Linked DNA regions of Homo sapiens: region 2 is linked to region 1. A link is a contact called in ENCODE Hi-C or POLR2A ChIA-PET data. All regions are on one chromosome and are shown on one strand. Each heading gives the region's core, a stretch centred on a gene start or an enhancer-like site at or near the end of the contact. The rest is flanking DNA. Distances are from core to core; before and after follow the strand shown.

What was found. Hi-C counts contacts between places; a loop is a spot of excess contacts on that map. ChIA-PET counts read pairs that join two places held with the same protein, here RNA polymerase II (POLR2A). Pooled maps may share reads with other maps.
Region 2: a pooled map shows a loop between it and region 1 (2.7-fold over the local background). The contact joins the promoter of LIRIL2R here to the enhancer-like site in region 1. A Hi-C loop is called at or near these places in 4 of 168 maps with a recorded cell type or tissue (CD4-positive, alpha-beta memory T cell, CD8-positive, alpha-beta T cell and naive thymus-derived CD4-positive, alpha-beta T cell), 1 of 37 single-sample maps with no recorded cell type and 11 of 50 pooled maps. POLR2A ChIA-PET finds 5 or more read pairs at or near these places in 3 of 52 experiments (GM12878, activated CD4-positive, alpha-beta T cell and activated naive CD4-positive, alpha-beta T cell).

The regions. Positions count from the first base shown.
Region 1 is chr6:433,287-440,641 of GRCh38, reverse strand. No RefSeq gene overlaps it. Among named protein-coding and RNA genes, the nearest start is that of IRF4, 45 kb to the right of the region's middle. RefSeq lists silencers at 3,667-3,867, 5,732-5,896 and an enhancer at 5,670-5,899. Within about 2 kb of position 5,806, at least 2 of the 41 ENCODE cell types and tissues checked have a DNase peak (open chromatin) inside an H3K27ac peak, as active enhancers do; they include GM12878, where a contact is called at or near this core.
Region 2 is chr6:175,184-182,231 of GRCh38, reverse strand. It overlaps LIRIL2R (lincRNA regulator of IL2RA), which reads right to left and starts at 1,837. Exons shown (of 2, transcript XR_926349.3): 1 at 1-1,837. It overlaps LINC03066 (long intergenic non-protein coding RNA 3066), which reads left to right. Exons shown (of 8, transcript NR_126020.1): 8 at 537-766.

The DNA.
Region 1 (7,355 bases), core at 4,557-7,056:
GGGTTGAAACGGATGGAATGGGATGGATGGGATGAGATGGAAGGGATGGTAAGGAATGATATGGAATGGAATGGAATGGGGTAGAATGGGATGGGAAGGATGGGGTAGATTGAAAGGGAGAAGATGGAAGAGAATGGTGGGAAGGGATGGGAGGGGAGGGGATGGCATGGGATAGGATGGGAATGGAAGGGATGGGAAGGCAAAGGATGGGACAGGTGGAACGGGAAGGGAAGGGTGGGATGAGCTGGGATGGGATGGGATGTGATGAAAGGGATGGGATGGATGGAAGGGATGGGATAGGATTAGAAGGAAAGGGGAAGGGAGAGGAGGGCAAGGGAAGGGAGCGGGGAGGAAGGGATGGGATGCCTACTCCCCAGACGAGCGCCAGCCTTAACTCCCAGCCTAGGAGTGGCATCCTGGGCTGGACTATCACTCTCCAAGACCCTACTGACATGCCCAGCCCCAGCCTCAACCCGAGAAGACAAAGACCACTTTCTGACTGGCCAGAGGTTTGAATAAAGGTAGTTCAGCAGGCAAGTGTGATATGAAAGGACCTCAGCAAAGGGAACAGGATACTTCAATGCCAAATGTGCCTGTGCTGCCAGGGCCATCACAATGTTGGCCATCACAAGATTGGTCCCGTGAACCGCAAGTGATAGAAATAGAGATGCACAGTGAGCTGATGCAAGGGAACGCAGCACGCTCATGAGAAGGTGCTGGATGAATGCCAGGTACTTCATTATCGCCCAAGCCATAGGTGGTAGATTACAGAGTGTTAATTACTACGGAAGACTTGGATCACAGCTGCCTTGCACGTGGCTGCACTGACTCTATCCTGTTGGAACTCTCTTTCCAGAAGAGCTGTTGCAAAACCCTTTGCTTAGGCTTCCTCCAGTTTTCACAGCATCACTGGCAGAGAGTGATTTTGTTACACCCCTATCAGCAAATCAGTAGGGCTCTCCTGGGAAATTTAAATTTCCTATGTTTTCTAGTATTGCGTGATGCTCTTCTTTTTGGCCATATTTTTGGACAATGAACATCCACGGAAAAATCTGAGTTTCAATGCAACTAGACTAGTAGAATATATTTGGTACATTTATATCAGGAAATACTAAGATTTCTTTCTGGTAAATTCAGATGAATCTAAATAAAGCAAAATGATGGATATTTAACACAATCCTTAGTTGATGTGTATGATATATTTATGTTAAATATTCTGAGACATACAAAATTTTCTGAGACATATGTCTTTTAAGAGTCATTTGTTTCTTGGCACAATGTCTGGGATTTATTCCAAAATAATTCTAGGGGAGGGGCAAAGGGCAGGTCACAGATGAGATGAGGCTGGGGCTGGTGATGAGTATACATGGCCATTATGCTATTCTTTCTGTCAGTGCATGATTTGAAAGTTATTTCATGTACACTTTGAACAGACAAGTTCCTATAAGGCATCAGAGCAATTCTTGGTCTGCTGCTGACAATGAAAAATGTATGATGAGATCAAATACCTGGGAGGTAAGAATACTTTTCACATGTTGTTAATGGCTGAAAAAAAATTATGTGCAGTGAGCTGGGTTTGAACCACAGTCCGTCGTTTGCAGACTCCTGAAATGATATCAGAGAGAGATGAGCACAAAGCCAAGAAGGGAAGGCATGAGGCCTGGAATCAGCCCACCGGCCCCGTCTGACAGCCGTCTCACCAGGGAAACCTCAGTGTCTCTAAAGAAAGTCTCAATGGAGCCATGCTGACCCCTTCAGAGAAAAAGTCTGCCACCCCCTGTGGTACGTCCTATATGTTTATGCTCATTTGTTTATTATTATTTGTATCCCCAGCCACAGAGGGCAGGTGTCTGCTTCTTCAGCACTCTTCACCCTGCAGAGATGAGATCAAGCGCAGTCAGGCTATCTGGAGCGGAACTCGTCCCTCTTATAAGCTGGGTGACCACGGGTAACTTATTTGACCTCTCTGTTCCACGTCTGTAAAATGGGATGATCGTAGTACTTCCCTCATGGAGTTCTTTTATGAATCAGTAAGTTAATGCCAGCCAGTAAACGACAGCCATGTATGTGTTCCAGCGATTACTGCCCTGGTGGCAGTCAGAAGTCATGGAGGCTGAGCTCCTTTGTTTTGCATTTCTAAAACTCAGTGTCCCTTCAGCCAGTTTTCCTAGATCTACTCTACTTGCCAAAAAGAAAAAAGAATCCACTCTGTCCTAAAAGAAGACTGACTTCTCTCACGCTTAACAGGTTCAAATTGTGGCAGCTTTCATAGAATGGTGTTTTCTCTGCCTTTACTATCAAGGACTGGGGGCTTCTGGGACACAAGTGCAGGGGCCCCTCCCTGTGCACACTGCTGGGTGCTTCTGCCAAGCACCTGTTTTCACCAGTGCACCCTGCAAATACAGCCTCCTTCAGCATTTGGCTAAGGATGCAGCTCTGGAGAAGCCTGCCCTGGTGAGGCCTGAAGTCCAGTTCCCGTCCTGGCTCTGCCACCGTTGCACATACCTGTGCTGGGCATGGGATCTGTTCAGTTAACATCATGTTAACTGTCTCCTGTCTCCATTAAAAAAAGTCAAGTCAGCTGCTGCTGCAGAAAATAATATGGTGGTCTTCAAAAGTGACACGGAATTACTACCTGGTCCAGCAACTCCACTTCTGGGTAGAATTCTAAAAGAAGTGAAAGCAGGGCCTTGAGACATTTGCACACCCATGTTCATCGCAGCATTACATATTTGCACACCCATGTTCATCGTGGCATTATTCACAAGAGTCAAAAGAAAGCAACCCAAGTGTCCATCAAAAGAAGAATGGACCAGCAAAATGTGGAATGATATGATATGATGGAATGTTACTCAGATGGCAAAAAAAAGGGGATTCTAACACATGCTACAACATGCATGAACCTTGAGGATATTTGCTAAATGGAATAAACAGGTCATAAAAGGAAAAAACACTGTGTGATTCCACTTCTGTGAGGCTCCTACAGCAGTCAATTCGTAGAGACAGAGCAGAATGGTGTCTGCCAGGGGCTGGTGGAAGAGGAATGGGGAATTGGTATTTAATGGAGACAGAGCTTCAGTTTGGGAAGATGAAAACGTCCTAGAGAAGGATGATGGTGATGGTTGCACAACCATGAAAAGGTGCTTGGTGCCACCGACCTCTGCACGTAAAAATGGTTAAAATGGTGCATTTTTATATTATGTGTACATAAAAAAATTGATGTTGGTGCTTCCTTCATCTTTCTATTCCCTGCACCTAGCTGAGACCCCTGGTGCTCTCTCCTGGACTCATTCCAGAGCAGAATGAAACACATTCTCTTGAACATTCACAGTTGTTTCCAGTGAAATTGATTTAGGGAAACAGCCAGATATTACTCAGAGTCCAGTCAGCAGGCGTTGTTTGGTTCAGCACTTGTATGTGGTGGCAAATGGATGCGACTGTTTGCCTGTGAATCCCAGAAACAGAAACTTAGATCTGTGACCACCACACAATGCGTGCCCAGATAGCAGCACAGCTGGCGCAGCAGGCGTCTCCTGGGCCTGGAGCTGGGCACGGAGGCCAAAGGATGTGGACTTTCCATGGGAGCTTCCCAGCTCATGAATGAGATGAGGCTTGGCCTGTCCTGGGAGGGAACTGCGCTGAAGGACGGAACTCAAGAGGATGCCACACGGCGAGGGCAGTGTCACGGCTGCTGATGCGCTGCCCCTGCCAACGCCTCAGAGGAGCCCCTGGACTCGAAATCCTGCCTCTGCAGCTCTGTAGGCCTCCGTCGGTCTATTAATACCTCAACTGATAAAGAAACATTTCTTTCCCATTCCAACACATCCTAATCAAAAACAAATGAGACCAGCTTGCTGGCGGATTGCCTTGTGTTCAGTTCATGCCGGTGGCTCAGACCAGGGAACTGGGGGAAACCACAGTGTTTCTAATAACTGAAGAACTGTGTTTGACCTGGGCGTTTTCCCCGTGAAAGCTGAGTTGATCAAGCCCGCAGAGATGAAAACTGGGCGTCGGTGGAGAGATGAGTCACAGCGCTCCGTCCCTCACGGTGGCCCTCCTGCTGCCCTTCGTGGGCTGCTGCCTCTTCTTGTGTCTTCCTCCACTGCTCAGCTTGCCCATAGGGGTCTCAGGCACCGCAAGGCCGCTTTGTAAAGAATGGATGGAGCATGCACACACAGTGCCCGGCATATTCCTGCTGGGCCGCAGGGTACTGAGCTCCTTCCCTGTACTACTTCCCAGCTCTGCAGTTAGGGTTCTTCTCATTGGAATGGTAAAATGTTTATCCCAAGTGTATGTCATCCAAATGCTCAGTGAAAATAGTCCACCTGAGTTAACCTCTGTCCCCCAAAATGCCACCTTGTATCTCTGATAGAATTCTTGCTCCCTTCCTTTGAGAAGTGGAGCCAGGGGTGGCAGTCCTAGCCCCGTTACCGTGCATTTAATTTTTAAGCACATCTAGCTGAGTCATCCGTGACATCCCAAGCTATTTGTTGGTGCCTGAGAATACAGAATGAGTAAGATGCCGCTCCAGGCCCAGGTGAGAAGTGACACCGTGCTGGCAGCCTTCACAGCCCTCGCTCGCTCTCGGCGCCTCCTCAGCCTTGGTGGCCACTCTGGCTGTGCTTGAGGAGCCCTTCGGCTCGCCGCTGCACTGTGGGAGCCCCTTTCTGGGCTGGCCAAGGCCAGAGCCGGCTCCCTCAGCTTGCGCGGGGAGGTGTGGAAGGAGAGGCGCAGGCGGGAACCCGGACTGTGCGCGGCGCTTGCGGGCCAGCGCGAGTTCCGGGTGGGCGTGGGCTCGGGGGGCCCCGCACTCGGAGTGGCCAGTTGGCCCGCAAGTCCCGGGCAGTGACGGGCTTAGCACCTGGGCCAGCAGCTGCTGTACTCGATTTCTCGCCGGACCTTAGCAGCCTCTCCGCAGGGTAGGGCTCGGGACCTGCAACCAGTCATGCCTGAGCCTCTCCCCAATCCCAGCGGTGGGCTCCTGCACAGCCCGAGCCTCCCGGAGGAGCCCCGCTCCCTGCTCCAGGGCGCCAGTCCCATCGACCGCCCAAGGGCTAAGGAGCGCGGGCGCACAGCACGGAACTGGCAGGCAGCTCCACCTACGGCCTCTCTGAAGGATCCAGTGGGTGAAACCAGCTGGGCTCCTGAGTCTAGTGGGGACTTAGAGAACCTTTATGTCTAGCTAACGGATTGTGAATATACCAATCGGCACTCTGTATCTAGCTCAAGGTTTGTAAATGCACCAATCAGCACTCTGTGTCTAGCTCAGGGTTTATAAATACACCAATCGGCATGCTGTATCTAGCTAATCTAGTGGGGACCTGGAGAACTTTTGTTTCTAGCTCAGGGATTGTAAACGCATCAATCAGCACCCTGTCAAAATGGGCCAATCAGCTCTCTGTAAAATGGACCAATCAGCAGGATATGGCGGGGGAGGAGCAGGGAGAGAGAGCCAGGTAAGGGAATAAAAGCAGGCTGCAGGAACCAAAAGTGGTAACTCACTCGGGGTTGGTTCCACATAGTAGGAAGTTTGTGCTTTCTTTCTTTGCAATAAGTTTTGCTGCTGCTGAGTGTTTGGGTCCCTACTGCTTTTATGAGCTGTAACACTCACCACAAAGGTCTGCAGCTTCATTCCTGAAGTCAGTAAGATCACAAACCCACCAGAGGCACTGCCTTAAGAGCTGTAACGCTCACTGTGAAGGTCTGAAGCTTCATTCTTGAGCCGGCGAAACTGAACTCACCAGAAGAAAGAAACTGGAAACAGGAACATCACTTTTAAGAACTGTGACACTCCTCGCGAGGGTTTGTGGTTTCGTTCTAGAAGTCAGTGATAACCAGGAACCCGCCAATTCTGGACACACAGGTGGAGGGAGGATGCCTGTGTGCCTCCAGGGACTGAGCTGCATCCTAAAATCATGGGCTCCATTGTTCCACAATCTCTGAGAAAGCCTGGGGGCGGGAGGGCCTAAGGAAAATGACCATAGGACTTTGTTTAGCATTCTTGTGTTCAGTGCTGGGGGTGCCTGGCCATAGCTGGAAAACACTTCGCTCCTGCTGTTTTGAAACTTCCCTTGTGCCAAGACAGAAATGCCAAGGGAAGAAAAAACATGAAGCGTGTGGTCCCAGACACAGAAGCCATGTCCATCCCCTCCTCTCTCCCTCCTGTTCCATCCCATGGCTGGTTTTCGTGGCCCTGGGCCCTCGTTCCAGACCTACAGGTACTTGCTGTTCCTCACCTAGGGAACATGCTGTGAAAGGAAACGGGATTATAGGAAAATGAAAGAGAAGGTAGCGAAGATGCTGGCAAGTCAAAAATGTATCAGTGTCTGGGATGGCCTGTGGGGATCAGTGCCTCCCTTTGTCCCGGCAGAGTCGCAGTAGCAGGGCTGAAGCCCAGGCCCGACTTTGCGGCTCACACGCCCTTAGCTTACGCATCTGTGAGCAAAAGCATGCTGGGTCTAGGAGGCACTTTCTAGCCTGGCCTGTGTGGTGCTTAGGGTCCCAGCCATGGCATGCTGAATGTTTGCTTCTCTTTGCTGATCCTTTACTGACCTGAATGAAACGAGGAGACTATAAAAGTTGTCAATTACATCAGCTTCTTTTTTTCTTTTGTTTTTCTTTTTTAAGTTTAATTTTGGCTCTTCTAGGAACGTTATGTACTTGAAAAACAGAATACTATGGCATTCCTCAGTGGGAAAACAACTTTTCTCAGATCCGAAGCTACTAAAATGCCTACTTTTGACGTAGGGTTTTTATTTTTTTTGTTTTTAAAAAGAAAGGTGCAGTAAAATTTATTTTTTATTTATTTATTTATTTTTTCAAACGGTCTTGCTCTGCTGCCCAGGCTGGAGTGCAGGGGTGTGATCTCAGCTCACTGCAGCCTCCACCTCTTGGGTTCAAGCGATTCTCATGCCTCAGCCTTCTGAGTAGCTGGGACTATAGGCATGTACCACCATGCCTGGCTAAGTTTTGTATTTTTTTTTTTTTTTTAGTAGAGACAGGGTCTCACCAGGTTGGCTAGGCTGGTCTCAAACTCCCGACCTCAGGTGATCTGCCCACCTTGGCCTCCCAAAGTGCTGGGATTACAGGCGTGAGCTACCGCACCTGGCCAAATTCACTCTTTCTGGTGTGCAGTGCATCAAATTGGGTAAGCACTACCATAAGCACTACCATAAGCATGGCGCTGAACAGTTGGGTCCCTCCTCATGCTGCCCTGGGGCAGACTCCTCCCACCCTCAGCCCCTGGTATTCCCTGATCTCTCCTCTGTTCTTACTATTTTTTGCCTTTTCCAGAATGTCGTATAAGTGAAACCTACAGTAGGTAGTTTGTTGGGTCTGGCTTCTTCCACTTAAAT
Region 2 (7,048 bases), core at 588-3,087, 250 kb after region 1:
CTCTTGCCTCAGCCTCCGGAGTAGCTGGGATTACAGGCACCTGCCTCCACGCCCGGCTAATTTTGTATTTTTAGTAGAGATGGGGTTTTCTCCATGTTGGTCAGGCTGGTCTTGAACTCCCAACCTCAGGTGATCTGCCTGCCTCGGCCTCACAAAGTGCTGGGATTACAGGTGTGAGCCAACGCGCCAGGCCGAAAATATTTTATAATAAAGTGACTGTTGTAGATCAACTTTATAATACAATGCGGATTCTCAATTCTTATAACAAAGACTAATGTACATAAATTTCAGTATGTTTTAAAATTAGCCAGTACTTAGTAGAAAGCCCATATAGTTTACTGTAGCACTTCTGCACTTATAGTTTAGGTCTATCTAGATGTATGACTTCTCAGATGCTGCCGAATATTGACCTTTTGCATGGTATTCAGTCTTTGAATTTTTATTTCATAATATGCTGGAACCACGATATTCTATCTGATCAGCAACTGGTCTGGTATCTGGGGCTCATAATTTTCTTTTTCCGCTTCATATTTCAGACAATTGAGGACGACTATAATAGTTTCTCATTAGAAATACATGCTAATAAACATCATGTCTTTGGTATTAAGTGGCAATTAGATGAAACAACCTGAAATTCTGTCTGATACCAAGATTGAACTTTGCTGAGATTACTGTTTCACTCACCGAAAATATCAGAATACTCAAGGGAGTTATTTTTTTTCTTAATGTAACTTTCATAAAGGAAATGAAAGAAATGTGGAGACTGAAAACAGTTGTCTGGTGTCTCAATACTGCATGCAGGTTCAACTACATTCTAAGCAAGTTGACTGTTATAATACATTTCACATTTTCTGTGATTTTGTTTGTGCTGAGACCTTATGCAATTACAAAGCAGATTTTTTACACTAACCTACACTGAGAAAAGAAAACCACCGTTCCCCTTTTAAACAGGAGAGTGCCTCAAGTACACTCGGGATCCCTCTCACCAAGCACAGCAAGGCTTGTGACTTCAAGCACACCAAGCTTGTGACTTTTTCTCCTACAAGGTGCACCTCGTTTTTTCTTACTGACAAATTGGCTTTAAAGTAAAGTTAGTTCCCTATCACACTGGCCCCCAAGACTCCAACTCCTGCTTCTCTTGGGATCTCTGCCCAGAGTCCAATCTCCCCTAAGGCGTGGTGCAGTGCTGTGCCCACACCTAGGCTCTGGGGGTGGGCACCCTTTGACTTTCCTCATATCATTCCACCCTCGACACATCCAAATGTGAACACATCTTCTCCACAAAGTGCCCCTTCACCACGCCAGTTCCCAGACACTTTATTTCTTCCCTTGCCTAGAGTGCTGCCCCCAAAACCAGCCCCCCATCATTGGCCATGTCCTTGCAGAGGCTGAACCATCCCACAATCTGTCAAGGATATCAGGGAAGAGCATGAGCTGGATAGACTTCAGGCTCTGCCAGCAGCTACATTCTAGGGGTGCCCGGACGTCCTGGTCTCTTGAGATGAGATGGTCTTGTGTCTGGAATTGGTCTCACTGACTAAAAGAATAAAGCCGCAGACCTTCACAGTGAGTGTGACAGTTTTTAAAGATGGTGTGTCTGGAGCTAGTTCCTTCAGATGTTTGGACGTGTTCAGTTTCTTTCTGCTGGTGGGTTTGTGGTCTCGCTTGCTTCAGGAGTGGCTGCAGACCTTTGTAGTGAGTGTCACGAGCTCTTAAGGTGGTGCGCCTGGAGTTTCTCATTCCTCCCAGTGGGTTTGCCATCTCACTGCCTTTAAGGAGGGAAGCTGCAAAGCTTCGCGCAGTACGACAGTTTCCAAACATGATGCAAGCACAGCTTACCACGGTTGCCTCCGCAGCCCGCTTTTATTCCCTTATCTGACCCCACCCACATCCTGCTGATTGGCCCATTTTACAGAGAGCTGATTGGTCCGTTTTGACAGGGTGCTGATTGGTGCATTTAGGAATCTTGAGCTAGACACAGAGTGCTGATTGGTGCATTTACAATCCTTTAGCTAGACACAAAAGTTCTCCAAGTCCCCACTAGATTAGACACAGAGCACTGATTGGTGCGTTTACAAACCTTTAGCTAGACACAGAGTGCTGATTGGTGTTATAATCCTGTAGCTAGACATAAAAGTTCTCCAAGTCCCCACCAGACTCAGGAGCCCAGCTGGCTTTGCCTAGTGGATCCTGCGCTGGGGCCGTGGGCAGAGTTGCCCGCCAGTCCCACACTGCACACCCACACCACGCACCAGCACTCCTCAGCCCTTAAGCATCGATAGGACTGTGTGCTGTGGAGCAGGGGGCGGCACCCCTTGGGCAGGCTCAGGCTGCTCAGAAACCCACGGCGGCTGGGGGGAGGCTCAGGCATGGTGGGCTGCAGGTCCCGAGCCCTGCCCCGTGGGGAGGCAGCTAAGGCCCAGTGAGAAATTGAGCGCAGCACCGGTGGGCCGGCACTGCTCGGGGAGCCAGAGCACCCTCCACAGCTGCTGGCCCGGGTGCTAAGCCCCTCACTGTCTGGGGCTGGTGGGGCCGGCCAGCCAGCTCTGAGTGTGGGGCCCACCAAGCCCACGCCCACCCGCCAAGCCCACGCCCACCCGGAACTCTAGCTAGATCACAAGTGCCATGCGCAGCCCCAGTTCCTGCCCCTGCCTCTCCCTCCACACCTCCCCGCAAGCTGAGGGAGCCGGCTCCTGCCTCGGCCAGCCCAGAGAAGGGCTCCCACGGTGCAGCGCTGGGCTGACGGGCTGCTCAAGCACAGCCAGAATGGGCGCCGAGGCCGAGGAGGCACCGAGAGCGAGTGAGGGCTGCCAGCACTCTGTCACCTCTCACTACCGCACTCTGTCCTACCCTCCCATGCCCCTCCAGCACCCTGATCCTACCTGCACCCCGCTCCTACTGAGAGGTGAAGCCCGGCTGGGCTTCTGGGTTGGGTGGGGACTTGGAGAACTTTTCCCTCTAGCCAAATGTTTGTAAATGCACCAATCAGCAGACTGTAAAAACGCACCAATCAGCACTCTGTGTCTAGCTAAAGGTTTGTAAGTGCACCAATCAGCACTCTGTAAAAATGCACCAATCAGTGCTCTGTGTCTAGCTAAAGGTTTGTAAATGCACCAATCAGCACTCTGTAAAAACGCACCAATCAGCTCTCTGTAAAATGGACCAATCAGCAGGACATGGGCAGGGCCAAATAAGGGAAAAGCTGGCCATGCGAGCCAGCAGTGGCAACCTGCTTGGGTACCCCTCGATGCTGCAGAGGCTTTGTTCTTTCACTCTTCACAGTGAATCTTGCTGCTGCTCACTTTTTGGGTCCGCACCACCTTGAAGAACTGTAACACTCACTGCGAAGGTCTGCGGCTTCTATTCTGAAGTCAGCCAGACCATGAACCCACCAGGAGGAACAAACAACTCTGGACGCCCCACCTTGATAGAGCTGTTAACACTCACTGCGAAGGTCTGCAGCTTTACTCCTGTGAAGTCAGCAAGATCACGAACCCACCAGAAGGAAAAGACTCTGGACACATCTGAACATCTGACGGAACAAACTCCAGACACACCATCTTTAAGAACAGTAACACTAACCGCGAGGGTCTGCGGCTTCATTCTTGAAGTCTGCGAGACCAAGAACCCACCAAAAAGAACCAATTCCGGACACACTACCTGCTTTCGACCTCACAGCACCTAGCTCCTACCTGGACCTTTCTCCTACCTGTGCTTGTCCCAGCAGCACCCGGCTGCTATCCGCCCTGCAGCACCCTATCCTACCCATGCTTGCCCCACTAGAACCCCAATCTTACCCACACTCTGCTCCTTTCAGTGCCCTGCCCTGCCAGCACCCCATCCTACACATGCCTGGCCCAGCAGTCACCCTACTCCACCTGAGCCCCGCCCCTACTCGCACCCCGCTCCTATCCATGGCTCACCACTGCAGCACCAGCCACTACCCAAACCTCGCTCCTACCCACGCCCAGCCCTGCCAGCACCCCATGCTACCCACGGCCCACTCCAACAGCACCTCAATATTACGCATACCCTGATCCTACCCACACCTCACTTCTACCCGTGCCCTGCCCCACCAGCACCCCACTCCTAGTGTGTCCGGAATTGGTTCCTTTTGGTGCGTTCTTGGTCTCGCTGACTTCAAGAATGAAGCTATTGACCCTTGCGGTGAGTGTTACAGTTCTTAAAGATGGTGTGTCCAGAGTTTATTCCTTCAGATGTTCAGATGTGTCCAGAGTCTCTTCCTTCCAGTGGGTTTATGGTCTTGCTGACTTCAGGAGTGAAGCCGCAGACCTTCGCAGTGAGTGTTACAGCTCTTAAAGGTGGAGTGTCTGGAGTTGTTTGTTCCTCCTGGTGGTTTCGTGGTCTCGCTGACTTCAGGAATGAAGCCACAGACCCTCGCAGTGACAGCTCTTAAAGGTGGTGCGCGTCTGGAGTTTTTGTTCCTCCTGGTGGGTTTAATTTAATTTTTAAAATTGCTCTTATATGGCTGGGTGATGTGGCTCACGCCTGCAATCCCAGCACTTGGGGAGGCTGAGACGGGTGGATCACTTGAGGCCAGGAGTTCGAGACCAGCCTGGCCAACATGGTGAAACCTTGTCTCTACTAAAAATACAAAAATTAGCCGGGCGTGGTGGTGGGTGCCTGTAATCCCAGCTACTTGGGAGGCTGAGGCAGGAGAATCACTTGAGCCTGGGAGGCGAAAGTTGTGGTGGGCCGAGCTGCAACCACTGCACTCCATTATAGGTGACAGAGTGAGACTCTTTTTCAAAACAAAAAAAAAAGGACAAAAAATTGTAGTTCTAGAATAAATAGGTGAGTTAAAAAGGTGTTATCTGTGTTACTTAAAAACGAGGCTTCCTTTTTTTTTTTTTTTTTTTTTGAGACGAAGTCTTGCTCTGTCGCCCAGGCTGGAGTGCAGTGGCCCGATCTTGGCTCACTGCAACCTCTGCCTCCCAGGTTCCAGTGATTCTCCTGCCTCAGCCTCCTGAGTAGATGGGACTACAGGTGCACGCCATCATGCCTGGCTAATTTTTGTATTTTTAGTAGAGATGGGGTTTCACCATATTGGCCAGGCTGGTCTCGAACTCCCGACCTTGTGATCTGCCTGCCTTGGCTACCCAAAGTGCTGAGATTACAGGTGTGAGCCACTGTGCCCGGCCGACTTCCTTATATTTTAACCCACTAAACAATGAGGAGGAATTGTTCTCATTAAGTACAAGGGCACTGGATCCTCAGGACCCTGACTTCATAAGAGAAACAGCAGCATATCCTGAAAGTTTCTGACACTTCCTGCTCACAGGCACCAAAGCTATATGTGTAAACTTATCCACTTCTTGCCAAAGGAACCCTCCCCTGGGAAGATGAAGCTTCTTGGACGTGACCACCTCCAGGAACCAACGGGCGGGCAACCTTTATGCATGTGTGACCAGACCTCCAACTATAAGCATGGTGTGCAGTACAGAAGAGCCTGCTATGAAACTGAAATTGATGGGACATTTTATAGGAATTGATAGAGATGTTGGTCCTCAAAAGCTTTAAATCTGTGATCTGCAAAATAAAATGTGTTGGAAACCTCTGAACAAAATTTTTTTCTACTATATTTGGAATATTTTTCTTCCATTGTTAAGTACACATGTGTATACAAAATGTCCAGGAAAATGCCATATAATAATGAATAGTGAGATATACACATTTATTTATTTGAGACGAAGTTACACATTTATTTAGTTATTTATTTGAGATGAAGTTTCACCCTTGTTGCCTCGGCCAGAGTGCAGTGGTGCAATCTCAGCTCACTGCAACCTCCGCCTCCCAGGTTCATGCGATTCTCCTGCCTCAGCCTCTCAAGTAGCTGGGGTTACATATGCCAGCCACCACACCTGGCTAATATTTTGCATTTTTAGAAGAGATGGGGTTTCTTCATGTTGACCAGGCTGGTCTTGAACTCCTGACCTCAGGTGATCCACCCGCCTCGGCCTCCCAAAGTGCTGGGATTACAGGTATGAGCCATTGCTCCTGGCCGAGATATACACATTTAAAGTTGTTACCAAACTTCAAGGATCAAAGAAAAATTTCTAAAATGGGGACATCTGAGGAAAGGAAAAGTTCTGTTCAAAAGTAAATTTTTCTCAGAGTTTTTCATAGTGATGTTTAATGCTAGAAGAAATGGAATAATATAACACGTGTATGTATACTGTATATGTAACTAAAGACATAAAAAATGGTCTTGAATTATAATGCACAAAGCCAATAGCATTAGTTACTTCTGAAAAATGTACTGGGATTGAAAAAAAGACTCTGGTCTTCTTTAAAATTTTAATTTTTTAAATATTATTAAATAACATTAAATAATTATTAAATAATTTATTATTTAAATAAATTATTATTAAATAATATTAATAATAACCACCCCAACAACAATAACAATGCTGAAGCAACCTCTATCAAGTTATCAGGACAAGACAATGTGATCCAAACAGGTATGTTCAAATTTTTAAGTAGATAGAAGCAAGCATCAATTTCAAATATACGAGGACTAACCCATCTCATGAAATAATTTTGGTAAGCAAGAAATGACAGGAGAAGCCATGACTTTTAAAAAAATTAATAGTAAGCAACCAATCCATTATAAAATTGTTAGACAATTTTGAAAATGGTTATAGAATTACATGGTTTACAGAATTACATGCTGCAAACTATGAAAAGATAGGAGAAATGAGAAACCAGCCTTTTTTCACTGAACTGGACTCAAGGAGGAATATGGTAGGTGAAGTTTTTTGTGTTTTTTTTTTTGTTTTTTTGACAGAGTTTCACTCTTGTTGCCCAGGCTGGAGTGCAATGGTGCAGTCTCGGCTGTTGTTGCCCAGGCTGGAGTAAAATGGCGCAATCTCAGCTCACTGCAACCTCCGCCTCCCAAGTTCAAGAGATTCTCCTGCCTCAGCCTCCTGAGTAGCTGGGATTACAGGCATGCACCACTATACCTGGCTAATTTTGTATTTTTAGTAGAGATGGGGTTTCTCCATGTTAGTCAGGCTGGTCTCGAACT